2 separate regions of the Homo sapiens genome follow, and region 2 is linked to region 1. A link is an interaction called in ENCODE POLR2A ChIA-PET data of the cell type or tissue named here. Cell type or tissue: OCI-LY7. All regions are shown on one strand. Each heading gives the region's core, and the rest is flanking DNA. Links, peaks and the distances in the headings are about the cores only. Region 1 overlaps GRB2 (growth factor receptor bound protein 2). Region 2 holds the start of LOC124904058 (a long non-coding RNA gene).

Evidence for each region. ChIA-PET counts read pairs that join two places held together with the same protein. Peaks named below come from ENCODE experiments on the same cell type or tissue, not always from the same donor. Only the 100,000 strongest peaks of a DNase experiment are listed, where the experiment ranks them.
Region 2: POLR2A ChIA-PET joins it to region 1 with 5 read pairs; 2 of 35 experiments call an interaction of 5 or more read pairs at or near these places.

The regions. Positions count from the first base shown.
Region 1 is chr17:75,349,451-75,354,824 of GRCh38, reverse strand. All of the region lies in intron 2 of GRB2 (growth factor receptor bound protein 2), which reads left to right. Among named protein-coding and RNA genes, the nearest start is that of GRB2, 54 kb to the left of the region's middle. RefSeq lists enhancers at 2,391-2,550, 3,506-4,043, 4,044-4,583 and a silencer at 2,409-2,737. In OCI-LY7, for the core only: no CTCF peak of the experiment used is centred there; DNase peaks (open chromatin) are centred at 2,604 and 4,498; H3K4me3 peaks cover 1,611 bases; H3K27ac peaks cover 3,854 bases.
Region 2 is chr17:74,979,327-74,984,700 of GRCh38, reverse strand. LOC124904058 (a long non-coding RNA gene) reads right to left here and starts at 2,307. Exons shown (of 2, transcript XR_007065906.1): 1 at 1,925-2,307; 2 at 1-434. RefSeq lists a silencer at 2,088-2,137 and an enhancer at 1,750-2,699. In OCI-LY7, for the core only: a CTCF peak has its summit at 2,444; DNase peaks (open chromatin) are centred at 1,820 and 2,310; H3K4me3 peaks cover 1,869 bases.

The DNA.
Region 1 (5,374 bases), core at 56-5,055:
CATATTCATCAGCTATGAGAAGTTAAGTTTTTCCTTTTTAAAAAACATTTCGTAGTGTCTTTTCTTCTATTTTCACTGTTCTCTTTCTGGAAGTTTGAATAATAGCTGTCACATCTTTTGGAAGACTGCAGTGGGCTCTTCCAGCAATTCTTGAATCCAGCAGTCCCCAACCTTTTTGCTACCAGGGACTGGTTTCATGGAAGACAATTTTTCCATGGAAGTGGGGGGTCGAGATGGTTCAGGATGACTGTTCAACCTCAGATCATCAGGCATTAGATTCTTACAAGGAGCGGGCAACCTAGATCCCTCGCGTGAGCAGTTTACAGTAGGGTTTGTGTTCCTACGAGAAGCACTGGCAATGTGGTGAAACCCCATCTCTACTAAAAATAGAAAAATTAGCCGGTTGTGGTGGCAGGCACCTGTAATCCCAGCTACTCAGGAGGCTGAGGCAGGAGAATCGCTTGAACATGGGAAGTGGAGGTTGTTGCAGTGAGCAGAGATCGCACCATTGCACTGCAGCCTGGGAGACAAGAGTGAAACTCCATCTCCCCCCCCCCCCCAAAAAAAAAGACCATGAATAAACTTTGCTTGTACAACTCTGAATACCAGAAAACAATGTCTCTTCCAAGTTCTGAGGGAAAATGCTGTTCAGCCCAGGATTCTGTTGAAATCTATACCCAGCCGAAATAGCCTTCAAGTATAAACATAGAATCAAGACATTTCCAGACATGCAAGGACTCAAAACATTTGCCCCTCACGCACCCTTTCGTTTTTGTTTTTTTTTTGAGACAGAGTCTCGCTCTGTCACCCAGGCTGGAGTACAGTGGTGTGATCTCGGCTCACTGCAACCTCCGCCTCCCGGGTCCAAGCAATTCTCCTGCCTCAGCCTCCCAAGTAGCTGGGATTACAGGCATGCACCACCATGCTTGGCTAATTTTTTGTATTTTTAGTAGAGACGGAGTTTCTCCATGTTGGCCAGGCTGGTCTTGAACTCCTGACCTCAGATGATCCGCCTGCCTCGGCCTCCCAAAGTGCTGGGATTACAGGCATGAGCCACTGTACCTGGCCAGAATTTTTTTTGTTGTTGCCCAGGCTGGAGTGCAGTGGCGCAGTCTCGGCTCACTGCAACCTCTGCCTCCCAGGTTCAAGCGATTCTCCTGCCTCAGCCTCCTGAGTAGCTGGGATTACAGGCATGTGCCACCACACCTGGCGAATTTTTGTGTTTTTAGTAGAGGCGGGGTTTCACCGTGTTGTCAGGCTGGTCTTGAACCCCTGACCTCATGATCTGCCTGCCTTGGCCTCCCAAAGTGCTGGAATTACAGGTGTGAGCCACCGCGCCCGGTAAAAATGGTTTTTTTTTTAAGGGCATAGAAACTCGAGGAAATACAGAAGCCCAACCAGTAAAGGAAGTACAGTTGACCCTTGAGCAACAGAGGTTTGAGCTGCATGGTTCCGCTTATACACGGATTTTTTTCAGTCTACATGTGTGTCAAAAAGACAGTATTCACAGGATGCACAGCCCACTTACGCAGAGGGCCAACTGTGGGACTTGAGTATGCACAGATTTGGGTATATGCAGGGGTCCTGGAACCAGTCCCCCATGAATACAAGGTACAACTGTGTCTTTTTTTTTTTTTTTTGAGACGGAGTCTTGCTCTGTCGCCCAGGCTGAAGTGCAGTGGCGCGATCTCGGCTCACTGCAAGCTCCGCCTCCCGGGTTCACGCCATTCTCCTGCCTCAGCCTCCCGAGTAGCTGGGACTACAGGTGCCCGCCAGCACGCCCAGCTAATTTTTTGTATTTTTAGTAGAGACAGGGTTTCACTATGTTAGCCAGGATGGTCTCGATCTCCTGACCTTCTGATCCACCCACCTCGGCCTCCCAAAGTGCTGGGATTACAGGCGTGAGCCACTGTGCCTGGCCAACTATGTCTTTTAAAAAAAAAAAAAAAACAAGTTAACTTTTTCTCCCAGAGAACGGTCTTGTGAGCTTGATGATGAAAATTCAACTAGAGAAAACTGGAAATTTTGGTGCTAGTCAGTTCAGAGTTGATAGCCTTAATCATTATTGATTTATTATACATAGACATCCGTGACATTAAAACACTTTTACTGCATAGAGGGGATCATAAAGGCTGAGTGATACCAGGCTGTAGCTGCAAACAGTAGGGATATCTTAGTTGTCACATAATATGTCTGATCGCTTTTCTCCTTTGGGAAACTACTTGTCATTGTGAGCAGGAGAATGAACCGTTTATGCCTGGTCACCCTTCCATTTCCAGGGAGCGTGGATGTTCTGTTGGTACTGGGGCCTGACCCAGAATCATGGGATTGTACACACATTTCTCCTTTAAGCACAACATGAAATCAGGAAGTTGTTCTTGTAACTTGGAGTTGCGGGTCTGACAAGCCTGTTGTTTGCGTTAATACATCCTATCATTTAGCCGTCTTAGTCCCTCTCTTCTCTGCAGGTTGTGACAGTTCTGTGGGACAAAAGTGCTGATTTTTCACATGGAGCAGCGTGTAGGTGCTTAGAGAAAGAACTAGAGGCGGAGCAAGGCTGAGCTTGTCTCTTCATGATGGTGCCTGCCAAGAGCAGGGGCTGTGCTGCGGCTGCCCTGCCCCCCAGCCCTCCCAGTGAACCTGAACCTGCTCCTCCTGAGCTGTGTAGCTGCCTGAAGGAGGCCAGGACCTGGGTAATTAATTACTAGAGAAGCCTCTGGTCTAGCAGCAAAAGGAGGTAGTTAATTTAGCCTGCCTGTTAACAATAGTTATATTTGTCTCCGATTCCATTAGAGATGCTTAGGAAAAGGTTTTTATATCCTGAACCCTGATGTCCATTTTCTTAATGCAAAGGCCTGTACTTGGGGTCTTGTAAGCCCCCTAATGTCACTCTTTGAAGTGAAGTAACTATACGTGATAAGTGAATAAAATGTGTCAGAGTGTACTACTTAGAATTTTCATAGATTGTAAAGATTTTCTATATATTTATTTGAATTGGTAATTGGTTATGAGCAGTTTGGTGTAGCTGTTTTTAATTGTACAACAATTAAGATATCACCTATATTCTCGAAGAATGGGATCATTCCTTCTAGGTGAGGGATTATCCCTTTAATATATTTTCTTTCTCTTTGTCTTTGTTTATGGTGGAGAATAATTAAACTTTTTTTTTTTTGGAGGTAGGTCTTGCTCTGTCACCCAGATTGGGGTGCAGTGGCATGATCATAACTTACTGCAGCCTCAGCCTTCCAGGCTCAACTGATCCTCCCACTGTAGTCTCAGAGTAGCTGGGACTACAGCCGCACACCACTATACCCAGCTAACTTTTTTGTTCTATTTTTTGTAGAGACAGGTCTTGGCTATATCCCTCAGCCTAGTCTTGATCTCCTGGGTTCAAGTGATTCTTCCGCCTCAGCCTCTCAAAGTGCTAGATTACAGGTGTCAGCCACCAGCACTTGGCCGTCTTCCTCTAATTTTTAATTTTTTCACTTTGAGAAGCCTATGATATGACATGGAATTTGATGTCTCATCCTGTGTGGTCCTGTGCACCCTGTTCCTACAGAAGTACAGAGGGAATCTTTTGAGAGGGAGGGATAAACTTAGATTCTTAAAAATAATGCATGTGGGTTTTTCAGTGTTCATTTTAGATTCTCTTCAAAACAGTCAGAAGCCCCCTACCCTAATCTCAATTCCTGTCTGCTCCCTCCTGGCTCCCTGCAGTAACCCCTTCTCCACCTGATCTTCCTGCTGCTGCTCTTTGTCCCCTCAGAGCCGTGTGCCACACACAAGCCAGAACCATCATCCTAATGAGCAAATTCCCCAAGTCCTTATTCTGCCCTGCACAGTCGGGCTCAGTTCTCTGTCCCTGGTCTCCCCTAGACTATGCCACATCCCTTCCTGCCTGAGAACTTTTGCACCTGCGCATTCCTCTGCCTGGAATGTTTCTTGCTCTCATTTGTGTCCTCAATGCCCGTCCCCAAGCCTCACTACAGCCTACTTACACTGAGGGTTTCCATTCAAATATTACCACCCAAGTGGCCAGGCACGGTGCTTCACGCCTGTAATCCCAGCACTTTGGGAGGCCAAGGTGGGCGGATCACGAGGTCAGGAGATCGAGACCATCCTGGCTAACACGGTGAAACCCTGTCTCTACTGAAAATACAAAAAAATTAGCTGCGCGTGGTGACGGGTGCCTGTAGTTCCAGCTATTTGGGAGGTTGAGGCAGGAGAATGGTGTGAACCCAGGAGGCGGAGCTTGCAGTGAGCCGAGATCGCGCCACTGCACTCCAGCCTGTGCAACAGAGCGAGACTCCGTCTCAAAAAAAATAAAAATAAATAAATAAATGTTACCGCCCAAGTGAGCTTTCCTTGCATTGATTAGATTCGGTCTCCCCAAGATGTGCTTTCATACAGAGCACTCTGGACTCATAGAACTTACACCTGAAGTTGTAGTGAACTTGGCTTCCCCTGCTGTCAGCTCTTTGAAAGTAAGGCTCATTTTTAAAATTGTATCCCCAGGACCTAGCATAGCTCCTAACTCAAAATAGGCACTCACTCATACTTGTTTACTCAGTCTTTTTTTTTTTTTTTTTCCCCTCAGAGATGAGATCTTGCTATATTGCCTGGGCCAGAGTGCAGTGGCTATTCACAGGTGCAATCATAGCACACTATAGCCTTAAACTGCTGGGCTTAAGGGATCTTTCCCAGGTAGCTGGGACTGCAGGCATATGCCACTGTGCCCAGCTGCTCCCTTAGTCTTGACTATGTATTTTTTTTTTTTTGGTTGTTTTATTAGGATAGAGTCCTAAGAATGGCATTACTGGGTTAATAGGTATGAACATTAGATCTTTAATACATACAGTCGAATTACTTTTCATAAAGCCATATACCTTTTTATATTCCCACCGATACTATCCCTATCACTAAGTATTAACTTATTTTCATCTTTGCCAATATGATCATCCAAAGTGAGGCAGTGGGTGGCCATCAGATGTCTGAGTCAGCAGGGTGTGGTGGCTCACGCCTGTAATCCCAGGATTACAAATTTTGGGAGGCTGAGGCGGGTGGATCACCTGAGGTCAGGAGTTCAAGACCAGCTTGGCCAAAATGGTCAAACCTCGTCTCAACTTAAAATACAAAAATTAGCCAGGCGTGGTGGTGGGCGCCTGCAATCCTAGCTACTTGGGAGGCTGATGCAGGAGAATCACTTGAACCCAGGAGGCAGAGGGTGCGGGGGTTGCAGTGGGCCAAGATCGCATCACTGCAGTCCAGCCTGGGCAACAGAGTAAGACTCTGTCTCAAAAAAAAAAAAAAAAAAAAGTCTGAGTTATGAAAACAGAAGGCTCGAACCAGCCCCTTGATCTAGTTATTCTGGGCA
Region 2 (5,374 bases), core at 168-5,167, 370 kb after region 1:
GGCCACCCCATAGTCCTTGGCTCATGGCCTCTTTGTCAATCTTCAAAGTCAGCAACAGAAGGTGGAGTCTTTTTCACATCCCATCACTCTTACCTTTTCCACCTCCCTCTTATAAAGGACTCTTCTGCTTAAACTGGGCACACTGAATAATACAGCATAATCTCCCTGTCTCAATGTCTTTAACTAAATCACATCTGCAAAGTCCCTTATGTTGGGCAAGGTAACATATTCAGAGATTCTGGGGGTTAGGATGTGGATATCTTTAGTGGTTATGATTCTATCACAGCACTGCATGATTCCATTTTATATAAAGTTCATGGCCAGGTGCAGTGGCTCACGCCTGTAATCCCAGCACTTTGGGAGGCCGAGGCAGGCAGATCACGAGGTCAGGAGATCGAGACCATTCTGGCTAACACGGTGAAACCCCGACTCTACTAAAAAAATAAAAAATAAATTAGCTGGGCGTGGTGGCAGGCACCTGTAGTCCCAGCTACTCAGGAGGCTGAGGCAGGCGAATGGCGTGAACTGGGTAGGTGGAGCTTGCAGTGAGCCGAGATTGCGCCACTGCACTCCAGTCTGGGTGACAGAGCGAGACTCTGTCTCAAAAAATAAAAATAAAAATAAAGTTCATGTGTCTGGAATCCCAGCTACTCGGAAGGGTGAGGCAAGAGGATCACTAGAGGCCATGAGTTTGAGACGAGCCTGGGCATCACAGCCACCCTCTGTCTCTATAAAATATAAATAATAATAAAGTTAAAAACTGGCAAAATGAATCAAGATAGTGTTTGGCTTTGGGAAGGCATGTGGAGAATTCTAAGTGGCTGGGAATCTTTTTCTAAAATTTTTTAAACTTATTTTTGAGATGGGATCCCAGGCTGGGGTGTAGTGTCATAATCATAGTTCACTGTAACCTCAAAGTCCTGGGCTCAAGTGATCCTCCTGCTTTAGCCTCCTAAATGGCTGGGACTGCAGGCTTGTGCCACCACACCCAGCTGATCTTTTTTCTTTTTTTTTTTTTACGATTGTGGTGAAACACACATAAGATTTACCATTTACCATTTTTGAGTGTACAGTTTAGTGGTATTCAATACATTTATAACGTACAACTATCACCACCATCCATCTCCGTAGCTATTTTCATCTTGTAAAACTGAAACTCTGTACCATTAAACACTAACTCCCATTCAGGAGAATTCTATCTCCTGAGCTGGGTGCTGGTTACACAGGTGTGTTCACTTTGTGAAAATTCACCCAACTGTACACTTAAGATGTGTGCACTATTCTGAAGATATATTATACTTTGATAAAATAGTTTATTTACTAAAGAAGAAGCCAGGCACAGTGGGTCACGCCTGTAATCCTAGCACTTTGGGAGGCCGAGGCGGGCGGATCACTTGAGCTCAGGAGTTCTAGATCAGCCTTGCCAACACGGCGAAACCCCATCTCTACCAAAAATACAAAAATTAGACAGACATGGTGGTGCACGCCTGTAATCCCACCTACTCAGGAGGCTGAGGCAGGAGAATCATTTGAACCCGGGAGGCAGAGGTTGCAGTGAGCTGAGATGGCCCCACTGCACTCCAGCCTGGGCAACAGAGTGAGACTCTGTCTCTAAAATAAAATAAAATAGCATAACATAACATAACATAACATAACATAACATAACATAACATAACATAACATAACATAAAATAAATAGAAGAAAAACACCCTATGACTGGCCTAAACTCTTCCGTGAGGAGGAAAATCAGGTCTGCCTTCAAGGAGGAAATTCTTCAGCCTCCATGAGCTACAGGTCAACAAGCCCCGGATCCATTTCCAGCCTTTTCCTGTGATGTAGTCAAGCAGGGTAGAGAGCCGACCCAGGGGTGGCAAGTACAGACCACCTGACCTGACCTTGGTAACCCAGGACCTGGCACCTCACCTGAGTGTCAGGAAACCTATTTCGTGGTGTTCCTTGCCGCGGGCATCAAAACACGGCGCTGATGGCAAAGATTCCCCGGTGGGCTCGATGTCCACCAAGCCTTGGGCACTGTGAAGCCCTGGAGTCTTGTGACCCCGGCGGCCGAGAGCACTTCCCTGCGTGCAGCCCAGGCTCCCAGAGCTCCCTAGCACCTCCAGCCCAGGTTCTGGATGGGGGAACGGGGCACAGGCAGGGGACCCCGGGAGCGCCCGGCCACCGCGCGAAGATGGCCAGGCCCTCCCAGCGAGCGCCGCTTAGGCGCGGGGCGGGGCTGAGGACGCCGATGCGACAGCCGATGGCACCGTCGCTGCTGCTCACCCCCAGCCTGCATCCCCTACCTCCGCGCGCAGCCCGGCTCGGCCCAGCCCACAGGAAGTGACGGCTCGCGGGCTGCGCTGGCGGCAGAGGGACCGCACCGCCCCCAACCGCACAGCGGCGTTGCGGGAGGCGAAGGGCGTCGACCGACCTCGCGCGCTGCACATCTCGGGTTGAGGTTAAAGGATAGGGCGACATCTGGAAACCTTCCTCGAGTCCCCACACCCCTGCAAGCGGCGCCTCCCTCCCTGTCCCCGGACATGTTCGCTCCAGCGCTGGGCGCACACTGTACTGAATGATCTCGCCCCATCTGTCCCCTCCACCAGTCTGAGGTCAGCGCCTGGCGGGGTAAGGCGCTCAGGACATTGGAGTGAGGTCATCTGCTGCCCATCCCCCTCTCCCCCATGCACCGTCTGAGTTTGTTCCAGACAATCGTGTGCTCTGAAGGGTACATTATTTCAGATTCTCAAGGTTCTTGCGGTCGGGAAATGCCTCCATATGTCTACCTCAAATCTCTGCAGTGTGAACCCTCCAGGCCTGTCATCAGTGGGGTGACCTTTAGGAGACTTGTGCTGATGATATCCAACCTTACTCCTCTGATACCTCCTGGGCTGGTTGGGAGGGTGCGATGAGTTCATACACGCCAGCGCTTAGATCAGCGCTGGGGTCTGCCGAGCACGGTCAGTGACTATTAGGGCCTTATTATCGGTTTTCACCTGGAGGAACTATTCCTTGCCCCTCACTACCCCATCTCTGGCAGGGCTCCTAAGGCAGGCTGGGGATGCCAGTGCAGGGACTTTACCTTTCTGGCTGGGGAGGCAGGTGGAGCCTGCAGTCAAGGCTCAGCCTTGGGAGAAGAGACCTGGGGAGAAGCCCCAGGTGCATTTGCCCGCTGAGGGCTGCCTGGGCTCCCCCGCCTCTAGCACAGCCGCGTCACAGCATGGAGGCTCTCTGCGTGGGACCCTTCTGCTTCCCGGCAGACTGAGAACTCCTTGAGGGCAGGGACTCTGGCTGGCACATGGCAGGTCTCCCAATGAATGAAGAAATGTTCTAAGCCATTTTTCTTGGCCTTCCTTCTTCGGCCTTCTTCCCAATGACCCCCTAACTCCACAATTCACAGCGTTCCTTATCCCTTTGCCCCAGGTCAGATCCACCTGCCCTGCCTGAAAAACTCCTAAAACTAATCAAAGATGAATCTGCCAGGCGCGGTGGCTCACGCCTGTATTCCCAACATTTGGAGAGGCCAAGGAAGGTGGATCACGAGGTCAGGAGTTCGAGATCAGCCGGGCCAACATGGTGAAATCCCATCTCTACTAAAAATACAAAAATTAGCTGGGCATGGTGGCGAGCACTTGTAATCCCACCTACCAGGGAGGTTGAGGCAGGACAATCGCTTGAACCCAGGAAGCAGAGGTTGCAGTGAGCCGAGATTGTGCCATTGCACTCCAGCCTGGGCGACAGACTCCATCTCAAAAAAAAAAAAAAAAAAAAAAAAAAAGATAAATCTGAGAAAGAGTTGGCCAAAATGTGTCATTCCTATTGACTAAAGTGGGTGATCAACTGGCTCCTCCTCCTGTAATCACCCAAGCTGGAAGCCCAGGAGTTATTGTCATTCATTTGTCCAATAAATATTTATGATGTGTTAGACATGGTGCTGAGTGCTGAGGATACAGAGAACAAAACGGACTCAGTCCTTGCTCACGGGAAGCTTGAATTTCAGTAGAAGAGACAGATGTCAAACAATTAAAAAGACAAAAATAGGCTGGACACGATGGCCCATGCCTGTAATCCCAGCACTTTGGGAGGCCGAGGCGGGCAGATCACGAGGTCAGGAGATCCAGACCATCCTGGCTAACACGGTGAAACCCCGTCTCTACTAAAAATACAAAAAAAATTAGCCGGGCATGGTGGCGGGCGCCTGTAGTCCCAGCTACTCGGGAAGCTGAGGCAGGAGAATGGTGTGAACCCGGGAGGCGGAGCTTGCAGTGAGCCGAGATGGCGCCACTGGACTCCAGCCTGGGCGACAGAGCGAGACTCTGTCTCAAAAAAAAAAAAAAAAGCAAAAATATTTACAATAGTGTTAAGAACATGGGGGACTGAAGTAACAATGGTGGAGCTGGGAAATCTCTCAGGGAAAGAGACTTTTTTTTTTTTTTTTCGAGGCAGAGTCTCACTCTGTCACCAAGGCTGGAGTGCAGTGACACGATCTTGGCTCACTGCAAGCTCCGCATCCCAGGTTCAAGTGATTCTCCTGCCTCAGCCTCCTAAGTAGCTGAATGATCTCGCCCCAACCCGAGTAGCTGGGATTACAGGCACCTGCCACCGCAACCGGCTAATTTTTGTATTTTTAGTTGAGATGGGTTTCACCATCTTGGCCAGGCTGGTCTTGAACTCCTGACCTCGTGATCCAACCCCCACCCCCCTCGGGCTCCCAAAGTGCTGGGATTACAGGCGTGGGCCACTGCGCCCGGCCGGAAAGAGACTTTTAAGATAAGACCCTGGAGGACGAAAAGGGGACAGTCACATGAGGAGTGGGAGGAGGGATGTCCCAGGCAGAAGGAACAAACTATACAAAGATCCTGGGCAGAAAGACTTAGAGTGGTTGAGAAAAATGAAGGAAGACCCACGTGGGTGGAACCCAGGGACTGAAGGGAGGAGAAGCAGGCTCAGACTTTGCGGGGCCTTGGAGGTTGCTCCTGACGCAGTGCTCAGAGGAGTCTTCATGGGGGAGTGATGTGAGCTCCATGTTCAAATTACTTGGGCTGTTCTGCAGAGAGTAGGTGGGAGAGGGGATGAGTGGAGGCTGCTACAGGTGGGAGGTTATGGGACCCTGGCAAAGGTGAGGGCGGGGGAGATGAAGGGCCGTAGGATGATACAATATATATGTTTGATGGATAACACCATAGGACTTGGTGATGAATTGGTTGGGGTTGGTGGGGGGTTGGTAGCAGGAAGAGAGGCACCAAGGGTGACATGGGCCAGGCGTGGTGGCTCATGCCTGTAATACCAGAACTTTGGGAGGCTGAGGCACGCGGCAGATCACTTGAGGTCAGTAGTTCGAGACCAGCCTGGCCAACATGGCGAAACCTCGTCTTT